Linked DNA regions of Homo sapiens: region 1 is linked to region 2. A link is an interaction called in ENCODE POLR2A ChIA-PET data of the cell type or tissue named here. Cell type or tissue: GM12878. All regions are shown on one strand. Each heading gives the region's core, and the rest is flanking DNA. Links, peaks and the distances in the headings are about the cores only.

Region 1 (2,909 bases), core at 93-2,592, 500 kb before region 2:
CTGGGCCTCAGCTCCACATCCCAGCAGGGAGGTAGGGGAGAGGATAGGCTTCCTTCTCAGCCATCTCCTTGGACTTCTGCTATTTTTGCTGCTGGGAGGGGTAAGAAGGCTTGTGGGACACTCTAGGAACCTGGAGGGAGCTGGGCTGAGAAGCCTGTCCTGGAGTCCCAACTGTGTGCCAGGCCTCCTGGTCATCTGCTGTCCTCTAGCAGTGGCTGGCTACTGATGGCAGCTCTTGGTGGATATGGGATCTACAGACCAGCAGACTGACAGCTTTGCTCTGCTCTCTCTACATATATAAAAAATCATTTATTTCTTTAGGCGCCATGACAAACGGTGGCAGCTGCACCCAGAATAGTCTTTATTTTTAAACAAATTCACAGCTTGTTCTAGGAGCCATGTTTCTGCTGGCTTTCCTCAGGGTTGGCCATTGCTGAGTGTAGAGACAGTGGCCTGCTCCTGATCTCTAGGCCAGGAAGGCAGGAGGTGGGAGGCCTGAAAAGGGACAGAAGGTGTCAAGGGTTAGGTAGGGCTCTCAGGTGAGGAATGACTGAGGCTCTCGCCTCTAGCCAGGTCCTCCTTTGTTTGTTTGTTTGTTTGTTTGTTTGTTTGTTTTGAGATCCAATTCTAGAGTTAGCTGCCAGAGCTGGAAAAATCCTCAGATGTCATCTATCCAACCATGCCCTTTTACAGACAGGGAAACTGAGGCTCAGATAGGTGGTGACTTAGCCAAGGTCCCTGCCTGTTGCTCTCCCCCTAAACATCTCAAACAGTCAGGCAAGACTGCACAGTGGATGCTGGCCTGAAACTGGTTTCTTCTCCCTCAAGCCCAGAGGAGTCAGGGGAAGGAGGGAAAGGAGAAGAAGTTGTTGTTCCACCCTTCCTTCTCAACTTCACCTTGTTGCACCACCCAGAAAAGTCTCCAGCTGGAAGGAAGGAAATTCAGTCCAACCCTCTAATCATAAAGAAACAGGGGCCCAGAAGCCAGGCGTGGTGGCTCATGCCTATAATCCCAGCACTTTGGGAGGCTGAGGTGGGTGGATCACCTGATGTCAGGAGTTCAAGATCAACCTGGCTGACATGGTGAAACCCCATCTCTACTAAAAATACAAAAACTTAGCCAGGTGTGGTGGCAGGTGCCTGTAATCCCAGCTACTCGGGAGGCTGAGGCAGGAGAATTGCTTAAACCCAGGAGGCAGAGGTTGCAGTGAGCTGAGGTCACACCATTGCACTCCAGCCTGGACAACAAGAGCGAGACTCCATCTCAAAAAAAAAAAAAAGAAAGAAAAGAAAAAGAAAAAGAAACATGGGCCCAGAGAGAAGGGACTTGCCCAGGGTCACACAGGGAGACCTGGGCCAAACCCAGGCATCCTAGGGGCAGTTTTCAGTTTTCATTGCACTCTGCATAAGTCATCCTCAATGACATTGCCTTTACTTTGTGCCTAGGGCACATGGCTTATTTGTCAGGAAATTAACTCTCTTCTGTCTTCAGAGCTCATTGTAAACAGCCCAAGGGCAGGACTGGACCTTGACTATCTTGGAGGAATGAAGGTCCAGCTTAAACTTTGCCACCCAGTTCCATGCTGGACATTGTCATATCTGCCATCATATCTAATTTAGGACTCATGAAGTGTCAGAACTGAAAGGGACCTCAGAGAACAGAAGTTCAAGTCCTATTTTCCAGATAAGACCAAGGCCCTATGGGCAAATGACTCATCCAACAGCACTCCAGCCCAGAGTTGTCTCTATCCCTAAGACCCAGATTTTGTTACCTCCTGTCCTGTTGTTTTTGTTTGTTTTTATTTTTTGCCTTCCCCACAGTACCTAGCATTGTGCTGGCCTCATAACTTTTCTTTCTTTCTTTTTTTATTGAGACAAGGTCTCACTCTGTTGCCAAAGTTGGAGTGCAGTGTCCTGATCTTGGCCCACTGCAACCTCCACCTCTTGGGCTCAAGCAATCCTCCCACCTCAGATTCCCGAGTAGCTGAGACCACAGGCCTGAACCATCACTCCCAGCTAATTTTTGTATTTTATTTATTTATTTATCTATTTTTTTGAGACTGAGTCTCACTCTGTTGCCCAGGCCGGAGTGCAGTGGTGTGATCTTGGCTCACTGCAACCTCTGCCTCCCGGGTTCAAGCGATTCTCCTGCCTCAGCCTCCCAAGTAGCTGGGGTTACAGGTGCCCATCACCACACCCAGCTAATTATTATTATTATTTTTTTTTAGAGACGATGTTTCACCATATTAGCCAGGATGGTCTCGATCTCCTGACCTCGTGATCAGCCTACCTTGGCCTCCCAAAGTGCTGGGACCACAGGCGTGAGCCACCGCACCCGGCCCCACATCCAGCTAATTTTTATATTTTTAGTAGAGATGGGGTTTCACCCTGTTGGCCAGGCTCGTCTTGAACTCCTGACCTCAAGTAATCCACCCACCTCGGCCTCCCACAGTGCTAGGATTACAGGCGTGAGCCACTGCGCCCGGCATAATTTTTGGGTTTTTTTTTTGTGTGTGTGTGTTTTGTTGTTGTTGTTGTTGTTGTTTTGTTTTTTTTTTGACAGAGTTTCGCTCTTGTCACCTAGGCTGGAATGGAATGGCGCGATCTCTACTCACAGCAACCTCTGCCTCCTGGGTTCAAGCGATTCTCCTGCCTCAGCCTCCCGAGTGGCTGGGATTACAGGTGTGCACTGCCATGCCCAGCCAATTTTTGTAATTTTATTAGAGATGGGGTTTCACCACGTTGGACAGGCTGGTCTCGAACTCCTGACCTCAGGTGATCAGCCTGCCTCGGCCTCCCAAAGTGCTGGGATTACAGGTGTGAGCCACCATGCTCAGCCAATTTTTGTATTTTTTAGTAGAGACGAGGTTTCACCATGTTGGCCAGGCTGGTCTCAAACTCCTGGCCTC
Region 2 (2,909 bases), core at 118-2,617:
TGTTGCTGTAAGCCACTGGGATTTGTGGGTCACGAGCTCGTGAAAACTGACCACTCCAGTGATGAAGCTGGGTTTGGAATTGACGCATTCTGGCCCCAGGCCAACACTTCCTATGCCTGATCTGGGTGCCTAAGCTTTTCTATTCTGCTGCCTACTGCCCTTTGCCACCTAGGATGACTATAAGCATCTCAAACTCCGATATCTGAAGGGGAAATCGCCATTCCCGCAGTTGGGTGAGCACCACTGCCTGCATTCTGATTCTTCTACTTTAGCTGGCAACACCACAACCTACCTGTTCATTCACACTGGAAACCTGGGGCACATCGTCATACAGACCTCTGCTTTTCCGAACCAATCCACTACCTGGGCCTGCTCATTTTACTTCCCACATAGATACTTCTCCCACCCACGGCATTGTCTTCCCACCACCACTGCCTTCCTTCTGGCTGCTGATGTCTCACTTGAATTAGAGCCTCTGAGAGCTCTCCCTCCTGATCTGAGGCTGCTCAAATCCCATCCCCTCTCAGCCTGTAGAGTGATCACAAAAAAAAATTCAACCCTGTCACCCCCAATTTAAAACCTATCGGTAGCTTTCCTCACCTACAAAATAAAGAGCCTTCACAGGTCTCCATGATCCAGCCCCTGACCACCTCCACAGCCGCAACCTACCACCTCCGCCACAAATCCTGGGCTCTAGCAAGACCAAGCCACCTTCCATTCCACAGCCATAGGCCATGTGATTTCTCCATTCCTTGGCTCATTCCCTTCTGTCTGGAGTGCTCTCCCACACCTGGAGCCCCAAGGACTTATGGATTCTAGGAGCACTCTAAAGGAACACGCAGGAAGTTTAAATATAAATATGGCCCAAGTTTTTTTTTTGTTTTGTTTTGTTTTTTAAGAGACTTCGTTTCCCAAGCTGGAGTGCAGTGGTGTGATCATGGCTCACTGCAGCCTCAAACTCCTAGCCTCAAGCAATCCTCCCACCTCAGCCTCCTGAGTAGCTAGCTGGGACTAAAGGTGTGAGCCACCATGCCCAGCTAATTTTTAAATGGCTTTGTAGAGATGGGGGTCTCACTATGTTGCCCAGGCTGGTCTTGAACTTCTGGCCTCAAGGGATCCTCCTGCCTCACCTCCCAAGGCCCTGGGGTTACAGGCATGAGTCACTGCACCCAGCCCAAACTAATTTTCAATAGTAGATCAATGCCTAACACGAGGCAGCAACATTCACCAATTTCTAAAACCATCAGAAAAAAACCTCAGTGTGAGAATTTTCCTTTCCCCAATAAACCCAGTTAATAAGCCCACTGAGGAGAGTTTGATCATGAAATTAAAAGTACATGCACACAGCAATCAAGAGGTTTCTGGTTTCTTTTGAACATTCCATGCACTCCTCTCCCTCTTCAGCGTTGGTGTTTGATTGACCTGCACTGGGTGAGCAGTAGCTGGGACCAGCTGTTCCTCAAGTTGGTAAAAATCCTCCACTTTCTCCCGAGGGCAAAGCTGCATGAAGGAAGCAAGGCCACCCACTGGCAACTCCTTGATGGGAACCAGTGAGTGTGACCAGAGATGGTGGCTTGGTAGGAATCCAAACAACTGAGAATTCCCAGACAGTAACTTTTCAGTAATGGTTTTCTCCATCCTTGAGAGAGCATCAGGGACGAGCGAGTGTGTGGCTGACCTGCTGAGAGAGGTGAGGAGATATGAAAAAAGAGAGAGATGAAGCAAGCGAGTAGGGAATCCATTTCCAAAGGAAAAGGCCTAGAGGGGCTCAGGCCTTCAGAAATCTGCTCACCTGCCTGCGCCAGGTCCTGAGATGGATGCGTGCATTTCTGATAGTTCTTCTATTCAAAGATGAGAATCAGTGTCAGGGAGAGATCTACTCTTTTCTGTCCAGACCCCCAAAGAACCACATTTCCAGTAACTGGGTAAGCCCATGGTGGGTGGCTTTCTTTCCTTCCATTGGGTGGAAATGATTGCCCTTAAGAGCTATATATTCTCTGCCCAGACAGAGGAGCCTGTGCCTGCTAATCCCTCACAACACCAGTGAGGCACTGGTCAGTCATGTCATCTCTTGGCCATCGTGGTGCTGGGCTCTCACCATGTTCCTTCTCTCACCGGCTGCCCCTTCTCAGTCCTATTTGCTGCCAACCCTGGCTACCTGAATATTTTTGAAACACTTTGAAAAATATCTCAAATCCGGCTGGGCGCGGTGGCTCACACATGTAATCCCAGTACTTTGAAAGGCCGAGGCAGGCAGATCACCTGAGGTTGGGAGTTCGAGAGCAGTCTGGCCAACACGGTGAAACCCCGTCTCTACTAAAAATACAAAAATTAGCTGGGCGTGGTGGCACATATCTGTATTCCCAGCTACTTGGGAGGCTGAGCCATGAGAATCACTTGAACCCGGGAGGCAGAGGTTGCAGTGAGCTGAGATCATGACTGCACTCCAGCCTGGGCAACAGAGCGAGACTCCGTCTTAAAAAAAAAATCTTAAATCCACGCCCTTCTCTAATGCTACCTGTGGCCATGACTGTTCCTTTATTCTCTATCTTCCCAACTTGTGTGTGTTCCTTTATGGCCACTACCACAATTTGTCATTCTTCTATTTTTTGTTTGCTTATTCATTTATGGTCTGCTTTATAAGCTGGAAGAAAGAGAAAGGGATGTGTTTCTCTGACCATTTTATTCTCAGCTACCACATGATGCCTGGCACATAATACATGTTCAATAGATAGTATTGGATGAGTGGACACATGGATGGATGGATGGATGGATGGATGGATGGATGGATGGAGGAACCGTTAAACTATTGACATCACTGACTTCTCGGTTCAAAACTGCCCATTGCTGGACATGTGGACAGTGTAGGAGAAGCTCAGTCCAGAAGCTGGTTAGGTGGCTTGATGCAG

What was found. Peaks named below come from ENCODE experiments on the same cell type or tissue, not always from the same donor. Only the 100,000 strongest peaks of a DNase experiment are listed, where the experiment ranks them.
Region 1: POLR2A ChIA-PET joins it to region 2 with 6 read pairs; 2 of 35 experiments call an interaction of 5 or more read pairs at or near these places.

Annotation. Positions count from the first base shown.
Region 1 is chr17:44,131,242-44,134,150 of GRCh38, reverse strand. No RefSeq gene overlaps it. Among named protein-coding and RNA genes, the nearest start is that of HDAC5, 9.1 kb to the right of the region's middle. In GM12878, for the core only: no CTCF peak of the experiment used is centred there; no DNase peak of the experiment used is centred there; H3K27ac peaks cover 348 bases.
Region 2 is chr17:43,635,248-43,638,156 of GRCh38, reverse strand. No RefSeq gene overlaps it. Among named protein-coding and RNA genes, the nearest start is that of MEOX1, 25 kb to the left of the region's middle. In GM12878, for the core only: no CTCF peak of the experiment used is centred there; no DNase peak of the experiment used is centred there.